Linked DNA regions of Mus musculus: region 1 is linked to region 2. A link is a loop called in an ENCODE intact Hi-C map of the cell type or tissue named here. Cell type or tissue: gastrocnemius. All regions are shown on one strand.

Region 1 (8,000 bases), 220 kb after region 2:
AGACGCCAAACACTACTAAATGTAAACACACACCAAGTTAGATGTATAGAGTCCATCAGGGGCCAGCAAGATGACTCAGAGGGTAGGGATGCTTGCTACCTGACGACCTCACGACAACCTCAGTCGGACCCCTGGGGCCCACACAGTGCGAAGAGAGAACCAACCCTCTAGTTGTTCTCTGACCTCCACACACATATTGTGGTACACATACATCTGTCTCTGCAGTTAATTAATAAATTGATGGATTAGTCAATTAAAACATCATCATCATCATAGTTAGTAGCCAACTAGTTGCATGTCCAAGATTTTTGGTGCGTGAAATTGGTTCCAGCAAGGCAAATGTTCTAAGTGTCTGGATACGTAAAACTAGGACAGCATTTACAACAGAAGGAGGCCTTAGGGCTTACCTTTGTCATAGACACAGCACCTGCCAGTCTGTTCCCCCCCCCCCGCCCCCCCCAGGCGCCCCCCCCGCCCCCCCCCCCGAGGCTGGGCCCCATCAGAGACAGCCAAGCAGCTGGCTTAAAAAACAAAACAAAACAAAACAAAACAAAACAAAACAAAACAAAACAGGGGGCTGGTGAGATGGCTCAGTGGGTAAAAGCACTGACTGCTCTTCCAAAGGTCCTGAGTTCAAATCCCAGCAACCACATGGTGGCTCACAACCATCCGTAATGAGATCTGACACCCTCTTCTGGAATGTCTGAAATAGCTACAGTGTCCTTACATATAATAATAAATAAATCTTTTAAAAAAGAACAATCTTTAAAACAACAACAATGTCAAACTAAAGAAGGAAGGATACGTAACCCCCCAAGTTATGGGCATGCCTTTGCAGGGTCTACGGAGTGCTCATTTAGCACTGTGGAGGCCAGTTCACACTCTGAAGAGGCAAAGAAGGAAGATACCATCTTTAGAAGCTAATGGTCCAGGGTTGGGCGTTAGGGGTATCAGGCGGACGAGCACTGGGCCCCATGGATCCCTGAGACTGGGGAGGTGGAAGACATTTGAGCATTAAGAACAGTCACACCGTTAGTAAGGGCTAACAGTGAGGCGCTGTGGCCAAGTTACCCTTGAAGGCAGGCCTGTGTGTATGTGTGTCTCAACTTCCTATCTCAACTGCTCGTGTTTGCAGGTGCTGGTAACAAAGAGGACCTTATGAAACCTTAGTCTCAGTTTAGAGGAAAGCTGGAAGAGAAGGAAAGAACAGCAAGGTGGGCCTTAGGAGAGAGCTTTGTGTAGATTCAGGCTTCCACCTCGGCTAGAAGGAAAGGAAGATTCTAGAAACTTCTCAGAGAGAAAGAGAGAGAGAGTGTGTGTGTTTTTCATGCTTTTGCACCCATGTGTGTGGGTGCTGGAGAGCAACTCAAAGGGCCTCAGGGGTGCTACGCACACATTTTTACCACTGATCTGTGTAGACAGCACTTGTTTGAATGTTGATGGAGACAACACATTCATTTAAGGATTTTTGCAAATGTGGAGAAAGTGACATTTACCCAATGTGATCCCAGTTAGCAGAGTTCCTTCTGTGGCTTTTCTATTAAGTGGACAATGTGTCTTTAATCTTATATCCTGCTTTCCCCCTTCTTGTCAATATCCCTTACACGACGCCTATGGTACGACCACCTTAATAATCATTAGCTCTAATGGGTGCCTAGTACTTAGCCTGCTCAGTTAACTGGGCCACCGTCTTACTTCTCTCGTCCCGGCATGCTGTGCACCTGACTAATTCCTGTTATTCTGATGTGCTGGAATTGGGTGAACTAAGCAGCCGTTCGAAGCACAGCACAGCTCTGTGTGTGCTGTGCGGTTATTCTGGACAGTGTGGGTTGGGAGCCTTGGCCTGTATAGGTTACCTATGACTCCATTCTTGAACATGGCTCCTCCTGCATGGATTACAGGGTCAAATTCTAAGTCACCCAAGTCACAGGTATTTCCCAAAGGTTCAAAGTGACATTGACTCCCTGGGTGGCCAAGCCTACTCAGCAAGAACCATTACTGTTTTAGTTGCCCAGGGGTACTAACCCCACCCTCTGTGGCAGATACTCCGGTCCCTTTAAAGACACCAGCTATTCTAGGTCTCTGGTCATATTTATATGCAGCCCAGACGGTTATATCTGCACTCTGATAAGCAAGGAATAATTTTTGAGCTTGAGTATATCCCAAATGAGAGTTATTCACACTGAAAACATCACTGCGGATAGGAAATTCAGACGTTCTGGTTCTCATGTATCATTTCTGGCAATCCTGGTCTCGAAGAGCCCCATCCGACCTCTGAAGCCCCTTAGTGTGAGTGTGACCTTCATCTGCCACCTGGAATCTGTCCCCATCCCTCCTTTGGGAGTAAGATGGTCAAGTCTACTGGGCCCCAGGGAACAGTCCGAGATGCCATATAAGGAACACTGGGCATGGCTTAGAGGAACTGGCCTGTTTGTTTTACTGGGTAAAGATATTGCCTGCTTACATTAGTGAGTAAAGTTTTGTTTTCTTTTGGGAGAGACAGAAATATCCAGGCAGGCCTGGCCCCAGGACAGTTGGGGAAATAAGTCATAGAATTGTCTTCCATGCTGACCCTAGGAAAGCCACTCAAGGACCTGGAAGGGCCAGTCAGAAGAGAAGGCCTCTTAGCCTTAAGAAGCATGCAGGTCGCACTGCTCAGGAATGTCCAAGACCATCTGTCCCACATCTTGGTGACAGAAAGAACTTTAAAGAATTTACTAGCTGGGCAGTGGTGGTGCACACCTTTAATCCCAGCACTTGAGAGGTAGAGGCAGGCAGATTTCTGAATTCATGGCCAGCCTGGTCTACAGAGTGAGGTCCAGGACAGCCAGGGCTACACAGAGAAACCCTGTCTCAAAAAACAAAAACAAAACAAAACAAAACAAAACAACTTTACTAAAGCCTCTAGGCTACTTTCCTGACTTGACACCCCAGCTTTTGCCTCTACCAGGACAGCCCATTCTGAGACTATTTCCTTAGCTTCTAAAAAGTTCTTTCTCCCGCTGTGCCCCACCCCTGGTTGGTTCCTTCAGGGTTGCATCAAATCTTTATACTTCTAACTGGAGGCTGAGGGCACAGTGAGGAGTGTGGAAGCCACAGTGTGGCCAATGGCCTGGAATCTAACCAATCAGGGGCCATGACCCCCATGCTCTTGCTCTGTGCACCCTACCTATGATACCCACCTCCAGCCTTCTCTCTCTCTCTCTTTTTTTTTTTTTTCCGAGACAGGGTTTCTCTGTGTAGCCCTGGCTGTCCTGGAACTCACTTTGTAGACCAGGCTGGCCTCGAACTCAGAAATCTGCCTGCCTCTGCCTCCCGAGTGCTGGGACTAAAGGCGTGTGCCACCACGCCCGGCTCAGCCTTCTCTCTTAAGGTCAGAATAAGACAGTCCTACCTCAATGCTGCCCTCAAGCTCACTCCCAGCTATCCTGAATATGCTGGGAGCACACCTGGGCACATCTGGTTGACTCAGGGCAGACTCTCCCTGGTTGTCTCCTATTGGGATAGATTTGCAGTATTGGTGGCCTGAAGTCAAAGCTCATCTTTGAGTGGCTCTCATGCTTCACCAGTAAAGCTGAGGATAATTGACTGCTCAGATTCACACAACATCATGGAGGCAGAGTTAATAATGTCCAATGCAGGCCTTGTAAGAATACCATCCCACTCACAGCATAACTGAAGGGTGCATCCAAATCTCAGTTTCTGCCTATGGACGGCGAATGCCTCAGGCATTGTGCCTGAGTATGTAAACCAGAGTCTTGGTTCTCTCACCTGTAAATGGAACATGGTAATTCTAGACTGCAGGGGTTTCCTGAGGATACAGTGGGACCACTCACTGGAATGTAGGCATTGGTGCAAATGCCAGGAACTATAACCAAACCAAAATATGATGTGAGGTCAGTCAGCCTTCGGGAAAACCTCAACACTATAGACAAAGTTAACGGGTGGGTTTTATTTTTGAGACAGGGTCTCACGTATCCCAGACTGACTTAAAATTCCCTATGCATCAGAGTATAAGCCTAAACTTCCGACTTTCCTGCCTCCACCTCCTGTATTCTACAATTATAGGTGTGCTTCTCTGCACCCAGTTTACCTAATCCCAGAAAGAAAACCCAGGGCCTGGAGAATGGCAGACAAGTGCTCTACTCACTAAGCTATATTTCCCAGCTTCTCCCCACCACGGGGTGAATTTTAAAAAGGACTGAATGTGGGTCACCTGACTGCCAAATCCCCCGTCTGCTAGAGTTGCGCCTGAACCCTTTCTACACAGAGTTCTTAGGGAGTTAACCTAACCGAGGCAATCTCTCCTTCATCTGGTGCCTGCTGTCCCCTGCATTGTTCCAGACATTGGGGTGCACCTCCTGCAGCTCATGCTGGAGGTAGAGAAACAGGCAAGAAACAAATTAAAAGTATCAGGTACAGGGGAATAGTGGGTGGAAAGGGGTGGGATGGGAGGCCTGGGGGAGGGGGAATAGAGTGCAAAGACCATACTGTTTCTTGCCCAGTGCAACAGCGCTACCTAGTGGACATCTTGGAAATTTGCATAGGCTAGCTATTAATTACAGAGTATGCCTGGTGTTGACTGATGCCAGCACCAAAGATCCTGCCGTGCACAAGAGAGTTAATGTTATAAGGAATGAAACCGCTCTGCTTTTGACACTCTAGAACGTCTCAGAAGGCCAGTTTTGTCGCTAAGAAGTTTGCTTACATTGGGAGAAGCCACCTCAGTTTTATCATTGTATATGAAGAATTTTATACTCGCTGAGAGAATTGAAGAGTCACGCACCCGGAGGGAAAGGCGGGTCGTTGCTCCAAAAGAATTGTTTGCTGTTGTTAGGAAGAGGGAGGGATACTTAACTCCCAAGTTACAGGCACGCCTTTCCAGGGCTCACAGAGTTCTGATTTGCATGGTGGAGTCCAGTTCACACTCTGGAAAGGCAAAGAAGAAAGATGCCATCTTTACTCTCAAGAAGCTAATGGCCGGGAGCTGGGGTAGTAGGTAAATGAGCACTGAGCCCCATGGGACCCTGAGGTATCTTGGGGCTTGAGGCATTAAGAACAGCTATAGTGGTGGCACACGTCTTTAATCCCAGCACTTGTGAGGCAGAGGTAGGTGGATTTCTGAGTTCTGAGTTCGAGGCCAGCCTGGTCTACAGAGTGAGTTCCAGGACAGCCAGGGCTACACAGAGAAACCCTGTCTTGAAAAACCAAAAATCAAAACAAAACAACAAACAAACAAAGAAAAACCTTACAGCTATATATAGCTTATAGCTATAAGCTATAACCTCTGTATGGAATTTGAGCCAGTAGCTATCAGCCCACCTGTGTCCCTGTGACTAGGTACCCATGCAGACAGCTGGCAGGATGACTATATATAGAAATAGAGATTCAATCAAAGTGGATTCTCCCTCATAATTTTGGTTTTTGAAAACTGTGGGCATGGGTAGCTTTTCTTATCTGTGAATGTTTGGGGTTTTTTTTTGTTGTTGTTGTGGTTGTTGGTTGATTTTTCAAGACAGGGTTTCTCTGTGTAGCCCTGGCTGTCCTGGAACTCACTCTGTAGAGCAGGCTGGCCTCAAACTCAGAAATCCGCCTGCCTCTGCCTCCCAAGTGCTGGGATTAAAGTCGTGCACCACCATGCCCGACTTGTGAATGTATTTCACACTCATGAAGTTGAGGGGCTTTTGCGGAGTGTTTTGAGGAAGCAATGTTCAGTGGCTGACAGGAAAGCTCAAAACCAGGGGCAGAGGATCACAAGCTAAAGGAAGCAGGGAGCTGAGGGCATGTCAGAGAAGGGTTCTCTGGACAGCAAGCGTGAGTGCAAAGATACAGGAGGAGAAGGGTATGGGAGATGGACCCGTGGGCAAGCTGCTTGCACCCCAAACAGAGGGACCCGAATTCTGATCCCCAGGATCCATGGAAAAGCTGGTGTAGTTCCAGCACTGGGACGGGGAGATAGGTGAATCCCATGGGCTTTCTGGCCAGCCACTCTGGCTGGTCAGTGAGTTCCAGGGTCATTGAAAAACACGGCTTAAAAAATAAATAAGGTGGAAATGGCGACTGGAGTTGACTTCCTGGATCCCACACACTGGAAAGAAAGAACCAACTTCCTCAAATTCCCTAACCGCCCCGTCAGCACACTCACACACACAAGAAAATAGAGTTTAATTAAAAAAAAAAAAAAAAGCCGGACGTGGTGGCGCACACCTTTAGTCCCAGCACTTGGGAGGCAGAGGCAGGCGGATTTCTGAGTTTGAGGCCAGCCTGGTCTACAAAGTGAGTTCCAGGACAGCCAGGGCTACACAGAGAAACCCTGTCTCGCAAAACCAAAAAAAAAAAAAAAAAAAAAAAAAAACCAGGATATGAAGTATGATGTTTAATTTTTTTTTTTTAAGCCTAATGCATGCAAAGCCCCAGAGGCCAGTGCTCAGGACTTAGGAGCCAATGCTGGAAGATCACATGAAGCCAGCATGGGGGTAGGGACTTAGCACAGTGGTAGAGCTCTTGCTTAACAAGCACAAGGCCCTGGTATCGGTTCTCAGCTCTGAAAAAAAAATAATAAAAAAATAAGTCAAAATAACAAAAAGAAGCCAGGGTGAACCAGACAGTGGGACCCTATCTCAGAGAAAAACAGAAGTCAGGGCCCCTCCAGGAAAAGGGCGGCGGGGAAAGCTGGGTTCTACTTAGAATACGAAAGAGCAAGAGCCAGAGAGTGGGGGGTGGGAGAGAGGGGTGGGAGAGAACGAGAGAGGAGGGAGGAGGGAGAGAGGGAGAGGCTTTGCGTTTTAAAAATAGCCGATATCTAAAAATACAAAAGATTAAACCCATTTTTAAATTTTTCTATTTTTTAAAGCCTATTTTTAAAAGAAAGATTCACTAGGATTGTCCTCCCGTCGATGGCATTGAGCTCCGTGTGCCTTCTGTATGTGCATAATTTATACGCATGTATCTTTTCACGGTATTCCCTGGGTCCTGGACGATGTCCCGTGAGGGAATTGAGGGGACTGAGCCCCCGTGAAGCCTCTCACTTAAGACTTGGGTCCTGGAGTAAGTAGACTCCAGACAGGAGACACGGGGCTATTGTTACACTAGAGGGTAGGGTCAGGAGGGTCGGGTGGAAAGTTGGCTTTTAAGGAGCCAACAAGTGTCACAGGCTGGCAGGGCCCTGCAGTGTGGGGTTGGTGCTTCCCCGAGGCCAGCACCACTGTTGTTAACCGACTGTGCAGGAGATTCTTTGGGGTTCTCTCACTGGGAGGAGACAAACCCAATCCTGGCTGTTCAGAGCTGAGCAGGTGCACGGGGCTCGCGCTACACAGCACCTCCGAGGGGGGCTGAGGAGCAGCTGGGGTACCTGTGGGGCCCACGCTACAGGATGTGAACTGTGAGATGATTGGTTCAGACAAGGAGGCTGAGTGAGTGGGAGAGCCTGATGCAACAGGATCCAGCTCCTCACTGTGCAGGCAGGCAATCAAATTCCAGAGGAGGCCGGACCGTGGCGACCCCGTGTGTGGGGTGGACTGGAGATGCTGGCATGAACTCTAGGTTTGAAAGATATATGGATAGACCTAGAAATGGATATAGATAGATATGTAAACGTGCACATACCTCATACACTTCTTGATGCGGACCTAGGAGAAACAACAGCCCTGACGAGCCCGCGTGCCTGGTACCCAGGTATTTAATTATCATTCCCCACTGACAAAATAAAAATTCATCTCGACAGAATGAAAATCCAAAATTCCAGACGCGGAGAATTACAAAACCCTGTCTAGGAAAGAAAGTACTCAAGACACAAAACCGCTGTGTAGATGTCAGATCATCGCAGAGCCGCTGAATAAACTCCCATCTGTCAAAGGCAGCTAACCTTTGACTCTTAGACAAAGGAGCCTGGCCAGGACCACAGGTCTGCTCCTCCTGCTGTCTGAATCTTGCCTCTACCTCAGACTCCATGAGTTTCCAGATGACTGACTGAGGTAGAAGTTAGGTTTGGATGCTGTAAT
Region 2 (8,000 bases):
TTTTATCTTAATGCTGCAAAGTTGCTTTGATTATTTTCATGTGTTTTACTTTATTTTTCTAGAAGGATCTTTAAGGCCAGTACATTTTCCTCTGGATTTTTAGTTGCAAAATCAATTGCACTAGTTTGTGGTATTGGTTTATGTGTGCTGTGCCTGAAAGCCCACTCACTATGCTGAGAGAGGATGGCTTTAACAGGTTAGGCTGAGTTAAGGCTATTTTCTTAAGAAAGAGAAACCTACTTTTAAAGGAAATTTCTGTGCTCCATTAGAGGGAAGAATTCTTTCTCTAAATAAAAAGATTTAAGAAAGGAGGATGAGTGGGGAGGAAGAAAAAAAAGAAGGATATCAGAAAGGATTTAGGGTGCACTCCATAGGGACTGTCAGGTGTGAACAGACACCATGACCAAGGCAACTCTTATAAGGACAACCTTTAACTGGGGCTGGCTTAAAGGGTTCAGAGGTTCAGTCCGTAATCAAGGCAGGAGCATGGCAGCGTCCAGGCAGGCAAGGTGCTGGAGGAGCTGAGTTCTACATCTTCATCCGAAGGTTGCTAGGAGAAGACTGGCTTCCAGTCAGCTAAGACAAGGGTCTTAAAGTCCATGCCCACAGTGACACACCTACTCCAACAGGGCCACAATTTCTAATAGTGCCACTCCCTGGGCCAAACCATATTCAAACCACCACAGGGGCCAACTGCCCAAGTACTGGCAGCCACAAGTGCTCTGGGTACCTGTCAGTGTAAGATGCTGTGTGTTGCATCCTACAGAGTTTACACACCCCAACCAATGGGACTTCATGACATTCAGACTGCCCTGAGTATCACTGACATGTTGTTCCTATCGGGTGTACTTCCCCATCTCTTCATCAGCAAAGCTGGGGAAACTGTCCCTTCTACTTACTGTTGTACATGAACTGTTCTACAAGGTCTTGCCAGCCCAGCCGAAGTCTGTCTGTCTGTCTAGCAGCGCTATCCAAGCCCTCTTTGCATTCGAGTCATGAACGTTTGGTGTTCAGGCTCTCCTCTCAGCTGAGAGGTCTGCAGTGTGCAGCTCTGTGCCTGAGCTCATTGGGTCACACATTTCTCCATCATTCAGCCAGTAAACACACACTGAGCCCCAGCTGTGCTCCAGACTCTGTCCCAGATGGGTATGAAGACAAGCATGGCCCCGTCCTCCCTGTACAGTCCTCAGGTAAAGACTGATTTCTTGGCCGGCACCTGAGTTGTGTTTTCTCCCTCTAGGCTTTGCTGCACCTCTGGGTCATGATCGTACTGCTGACTTACTCACCAGAAATGCACCATGACCAACCGTACGGCAAGTGAACAGAGCCACTGGTTCCCATGAGTGCCTGCCATTGTCCAGAGCTGGGATCTGCAGAAAGATCAGCACTAAGACTGCTAGGAACCGTGCACAAGATGGTTTCTTCATGGAGAGCTTTTAATCTTTTAACTTATTTCTCTGGTGTCTGACTCTCCCCTATTCCCATAAGAGTCTCTAAATGCAGACAGTAATTTGACAAATTAAGCTCAACTTTTTCTGAGTTCAGTTCCCTAGATATGTATAGAGAAAGAGAAAAGGCGATTTGGGGGTGTTCACCTCTGTACAGACCTTTCTATATTTTAGGTGACACTGATTATGGGTTATAATCAGGGAAACTAATTGTATTTAGGGATTAAAAATAAAAAGATTTCTTTTTTAATAATTTAGAGTGCTTTATATTTTCATATATTTAACTGCAAATATTTAATGTTTTCATGTTAGATTCTTGGTATAATTCTTTTTGAAATACATAAATAAAATTCACTGTGCATTTTTCTTTTTTTTTTTTAATAACGACTTTAATCCCCTTTAAAAACATTTCTGATGGTTATCAGTGAGTGCAACTGAAAGTCACAGCTGCAGTCACTAGGTGGCTGTAGTAGTTCCCCACTGCTTTCCTTTCTACCCCTGAGTTGTCTTGCTTCCCCCAGTGTGTATCTCATGGAGTGTATAGCCCCTGCTTGTAGCATGTGGGAGATGTCTATTTACCAATACTGTAGCCGGGATACTACAGTTACAGTGAGTAAGTACACAGTTTTCTGTATGACCAGCATGTTCTTTGAATTGTCCTTCCTCTTCGTCTTCGTCTGTAGATTCACACATTTTGTCACCCAAGTCCTGGTGGTCTCTTTGTATATAGTTAATGCATGTGGCTCTTGGACAGTGAGTGGCAGCAGTCCCCTCTTGGGTCTGTCTTGGTGTGGTCACTTGAATGCCTGCGGAGAACCTCGGTGACACCATTGCCACAACTTGAACTGGCACACAGGTCATAGAAACCTTGTATATCATGAAATTTATGTTTCCTGTTTTCTATAATTAGATGTTAGGCATATTTGGGCTTTTGTTTTCAGTGTATCGGGAAAGAAAAGGGCAGGATGTGCCACATCATATAAACGGGGGCTTGGCGTAGAGACGAGGAGATCGATAGCAGGATTCTCACTGGCATGAGCCACGACAGTGGGAGCTACGGAGTTAGAAAGAGTGCAGTCTTGTTAATGGATTTTAGGATTTGCTTTTTTTCTCTTCGTTTGGAAATGTTTCAGGAAAATGATTAGAACCAGGTTCCACCCTTAAATGGAAGCAGCACAAGCGCCGCTGCCAGACTTCCCGTCTCTGTGGAGTCCTGGCTTTTGTTGGGACATCTGTAAGTCTTTTGTCCAGTCTGCACATTCTTGGCTTGGGCAATGTTTGACTAAGTGTTTCCGGCTCTGCACTCACTTGCCGTTAATTGAGTTTCAGATTCATTACTCTTGACCACTCACAAACTGGGCAAGGTAATGTGAAACCTTGACCTCATTAGAAGGCTTGCGGGAATGCCAAGTCAGTGTCTTCTTGTTCCCAGTACGTGTAGTCAAAGGGATTTCAAACATGCAAACATATTCTTGGACTGCCTTGTATTAATAGGTGTCCGTTGAAAAACATTATTTTTAAAATTCCCTTTCTAGAAATTGCCCTTTATGAAAACCACCATTTCTACTGCTACAGAGCAAACCTTTCCAAGGAAAGATTTTTTTTTTTTTCGAAAATATGGTCTCTGTTGAGTAGCTGGAGCGTCTAAGGTAAAGGGGCTCAAATCCAGCCAGATGCTCAGCTTACCTGTGGGATAGGGCACACTCCTCAGGCCTCACCAAGCTCCAGCTCCCAATTGCCAGGGGTCACCTGAGTGCTGGAAATGGCAGAGTGAACCTCAGTGTGGGTGCAAGAAGGCAGGAGGAGCTGGTGAAGCCTAAGAGTCGAGGACCAATGGCCCGTGGCACTTGGGACTGACCAGCCTTAAGAGTCCCAACGGAGAAGCAAATGGACCTCTTAGAATTAAGGGTTAGCACTCTCTGAGAAGGAGGCAGACAGCACCAGTGGTAAAGGCACAGCAGACCACTCAACTGTCGTTGTAACTGCTACTGCCCCTTGCTTCGTGATAACCCCTATTAGCCTTTCGAAGTTACTTGCTCCCACCCTATATCTGACCCATGACACATCCAGAGATGCTGTGTAAACAAAAAGGGAATAGATAGTGCTTGAGCAAGTTTCCTATCCCTGCCTTCCAGAAGTTCTCCACCTGTTAGCATTCCACCATGGCTCCCGTGGCTGAACTCTTGGACAGCATGCAGCTGTTGGTTTTAGGAGGTTGGAAACCCTTAGAGGTTAACCCTGACTGGCAGGAGAAGGCCACTAGGGGGCATGCCTTGACCCCACTCCTCTCTGTTTTCCCAGGCCACTAAGATAAGAGCAGTCAGCTCATGGCTGCACGAACCCCAGCCATGCCTTCCCTTTCAGACCGTGAGTCAGAAGAACCTCACCAGGTACTGCTTTCTGCTTTCTGTCAGCACTGAGAAGAGGACGATACAGTTCAACTCAAGACTAACCCTTCCATTAAAATTTGACCTTCACACCGGGCGTGGTGACGCACGCCTTTAATCCCAGCACTTGGGAGGCAGAGGCAGGTGAATTTCTGAGTTTGAGGCCAGCCTGGTCTACAGAGTGAGTTCCAGGACAGCCAGGACTACACAGAGAAACCCTGTCTCGAAAAACCAAAAAAAAAAAAAAAAAAAAAAAAAGAATAAAATTTGACCTTCAGCCTGTGGCAGTGGTGTCGCATGCCTTTGAACCCAGCACTCGGGAGGCAGAAGCAGGTGGATTTCTGAGTTCGAGGCCAGCCTGGTCTACAGAGTGAGTTCCAGGACAGCCAGGGCTACACAGAGAAACCCTGTCTCAAAACTCAAAAAAAAAAAAAAAGACCTTCAAATTCAAGCCATCAAAGATGCCAGCAATCCACCCCACTTCTTGAGTGTCTGCTACTGCTCAGCTCTGTTTCTGCCTTCTCCATTTCTTCCTGCACTCAGATGTCTATTTACACTTCTTAGTAAGTCCAACCTCACAAAAAAGAGGGATGCCCCAGTGTCTCTTCTGCCCACATTCAAACCACACCAATACACCTGTTTGCTCCTGAGAACATGGGCTCAGTGGTTTGCTCACCAGATACCTCAAAGTAAGCATGGCTTTTTCCTTTTTCTTTTTCTTTTTCTTTTTCTTTTTTTTTTTTTTTTTTTTTTTTTTTTGGTTTTTTTCGAGACAGAGTTTCTCTGTGTAGTCTTGGCTACTCACTCTGTAGACCAGGCTGGCCTTGAACTCAAAAATCCACCTGCCTCTGCCTCCCGAGTGCTGGGATTAAAGGCGTGCGCCACCACGCCCGGCTATGGCTTTTTCAAAGTGCACTTTAGAGAAGAATGGGTAACCTTTTGTAAGCTACCTTGACGGTAAAAATTAAGTGGCAAGATTATTTTATTTTTCAATGTTTAAAGTCTTTGAGAATATAATATGAAATATATAGAGGGAAGAGTTTATTTGGGAATTTGGTCCCAAAGAGTTAGATGACTAGATGTCCGTGAATATGGTGAGGGCATGGCAAAAGGAACAAGAAGCTAAGAGGTCATGTCTCAATTGCACACAAGTAGAAGAGAACAGTGAGGGTGAGGCTATAAACCCTCAAAGCTCACCACAGTTTTGCACTTCCTCCAGGATTCGTAACTTCCCTAAACAGCAGCTAAGGACTAAGTGTTCAAATCCACCAGTCCATGGAGGGCATTTCTCATCCAAGCCACACAAAGGTGGGTGCCATCACCTCCTGGCATTTATTTATATATATATTTTAAATATTTTTATTAGGTATTTTCCTCATTTACATTTCCAATGCTATCCCAAAAGTCCCCCATACCCTCCCCCCCACTCCCCTACCCACCCACTCCCACTTTTTGGCCATGGCGTTCCCCTGTACTGGGGCATATAAAGTTTGCAAGTCCAATGGGCCTCTCTTTCCAGTGATGGCCGACTAGGCCATCTTTTGATACATATGCGGCTAGAGTCAAGAGCTTCGGGGTACTGGTTAGTTCATATTGTTGTTCCACCTATAGGGTTGCAGATCCCTTTAACTCCTTGGGTATTTTCTCTAGCTCCTCCATTGGGGGCGCTGTGATCCATCCAATAGCTGACTGTGAGCATCCACTTCTGTGTTTGCTAGGCCCCTGGCATAGTCTCACAAGAGACAGCTATATCAGGGTCCTTTCAGCAAAATCTTGCTAGTGTATGCAATGGTTATTTATATTTTTAAGAATGAAAAATATTTGGAATAATCTTCTTTTAAATGGTAGTAAGACTACAACTTGAATTTGAATCATGAGTGTGGTGTGTCCCAGCTATAGAATGTGAACAGCAGGGATCTGCCCTCGGGGATCTTACAGTTAAGTGGGAAGGCAAACTGTAACTGTCATTTAGTGTTAAGTCACTAAACAGAAAGAAGTGGGCCATGGGTGTGAAGTGGGGCAGCAGGGGGTGGCACTTGTGTGGTAGTGCGGGAAAGAAGGATATGGGTGGACTTTCTCACTGAAGGTTCAGTGTGTATGGAACATCTGGCTGAGCACACACAGTATGCTTAGAACCACAAAGGGCCAGTGTGGCCGGAACAGAACTGGAGCCGAGGACATGCACAGCCAGCCTCAAGGGACTGTCAGCCAATGAAAGGACTTAGGTTTCAAAACCTCCTCTGTGCCTGAATAGTAACCCTGTGTACCCTGAGTCAACAGCACTTTTAAGCAGAGAACCTTTAACACCCCATGTTAGTCCAGGGTCTGGAGATTTCAGTTGTGTCATATGAGCATTTAGAGTGTGGCAGTTGGCTTTGCTGAGGTGAAGACAGCCTTTATCAGTGCCGTCACAAGTACTAACCAGAAAGACGGAAAGCATTGAACTTCGCACCAGTGTTTAGAACAACTGCATAAGCAACTTATGGGGAAGATTTATGTTGGTTCACAGTTTGAGAAGGGTCAGTCCATGGCGGGGAAGGACAGAGCACAGTGGAAAGGGGATAGGTGGACAGGACAGAAGACAGAGCAGCATGTGGCCTCCAAGAACACCCCCTTCTAACTTCCTCTAGCTAGGCCCCGCCTTCTGCTTAGAGCACTTCTATATTACGAACCTATCAAGGAATCAATCCATTTATTAGGTCAAGGCCCCCAGGACCTAATCAGTTCCCCAAATCCTAGCAGCTTGCAACCAAGCCCCTGGAACATAACCCTCTGGGAGAAATTTTGCATTCAGATGACACCAAATCAAGGAAATCAAGCAATCCTTCCAAACTGCATGATCTCCTCATCTTTGTTCAAGTTGGAAGACAAGCAGAAGAACAAAATCCAAAAGTACAACCTTTTGCGTCTGTAGGCCAGCATCTCTCTCCCTCTCACTGACTAACTTTAGTGGGAGGCACTGCCTGACATCTCTGTGGTCAGGCCGTCAGAACTTAGACATACCTGATCTCTTACATGACAGCCATCGTTAGCCCCTGTGGTGTCACAGAACACGGTACATAAGCGATGCTTCTCTATCCCTTCATAGTCACACAGCTTCTCTGGGTTCTAAAGCCACAGGCAAGCAGGGAAACAAAATGGAGAGGTGTGTGACCGGTTAGGGGGCATTTAGACTGGACAGCTTGAGAGTGTCCCCAAGAGGGAGAGCATCAAAGATTTAAAGCATCAAAGTAGGGGCTGGAGACTCGGCTCAGCAGGTAAGAGCATGCACTGCTCTCAAACGGGACTCCAGTTCAATTCTCAGACCCGTGTTAGGTGGCTCACTTGTAACTCCAGCTCTAGCAGATCCAACATCCTCACCTCACAGACAGACAGACAGATGCACAGAGAGAGAAAAGAGAGAGATGGGAGAGAGGAGAGAGAGGGGTGGAGAGAGAAAGAGAGACAGAGATAGAATTTTTTAAAAATACCCCAGAGCAGCAGGCTGGAGATGTGACCTAGTAGTAGAACATGTGCCTAGTTTGCGTGAGATCTGGAAAATAAAACACAAAGGTCTAAATTGTATAAATTGAGCTGAAAATATTCCTGGATGATCAATTTGAGCTATTGATTGTTTTATTTTTTTTTTAAGATTTATTTATTTATTATATGTGAGTACACTGTAGCTGTCTTCGGACACTCCAGAAGAGGGCGTCAGATCTCATTACAGATGGTTGAAAGTCACCCTTATTTTCATTTTTTAAAAAATGTGTGTATGGAAGGGAAGGCTGGAGAGATGGCTCAGTGGTTAAGAGCACTGACTGCTCTTCCAGAGGTCCTGAGTTCAGGTCCCAGAAACCACATGGTGGCTCACAGCCATCTTTAATGGGATCCAATGCCCTCTTCTGGTGTGTCTGAAGACAGCTACAGTATACTCACATAAATAAATCTTTTAAAAAAGAAAAACAAAAACTGTGTGTTTACGTGCCCATGGGGGCAAGAACCGGTTTCAATTGCCTGGAGCGAGTTACAGGTTGTAAGCCACTGGATCTCGGTGCTGGGAACTCAGTCCTCTTTCAAGAAGAGCCAGTGCCATGTCTCTCCATGTCTCTCTCCACCCCAAGGCTGTTGCTAGTGAAGTTCTATAGATGGTCCCTTAGTCAGGGTTCTCTAGAGTTGCACAATG

Evidence for each region. Hi-C counts contacts between places; a loop is a spot of excess contacts. Peaks named below come from ENCODE experiments on the same cell type or tissue, not always from the same donor. Only the 100,000 strongest peaks of a DNase experiment are listed, where the experiment ranks them.
Region 1: a loop joins it to region 2, with 2.7 times the contacts of the local background. A loop is called at or near these places in 17 of 42 quality-filtered maps.

The regions. Positions count from the first base shown.
Region 1 is chr12:102,715,266-102,723,265 of GRCm38, forward strand. All of the region lies in intron 1 of Gm30296 (a long non-coding RNA gene), which reads left to right. Among named protein-coding and RNA genes, the nearest start is that of Gm30296, 8.5 kb to the left of the region's middle. In gastrocnemius, a CTCF peak has its summit at 4,534 (motif pointing left); a DNase peak (open chromatin) is centred at 4,496.
Region 2 is chr12:102,496,207-102,504,206 of GRCm38, forward strand. It overlaps Golga5 (golgi autoantigen, golgin subfamily a, 5), which reads left to right. Exons shown (of 13, transcript NM_001199004.1): 13 at 1,241-1,701. The coding sequence ends at 1,321. Among named protein-coding and RNA genes, the nearest start is that of Golga5, 31 kb to the left of the region's middle. In gastrocnemius, CTCF peaks have their summits at 3,714 (motif pointing right) and 5,492; a DNase peak (open chromatin) is centred at 3,714; H3K4me3 peaks cover 259 bases; H3K27ac peaks cover 965 bases.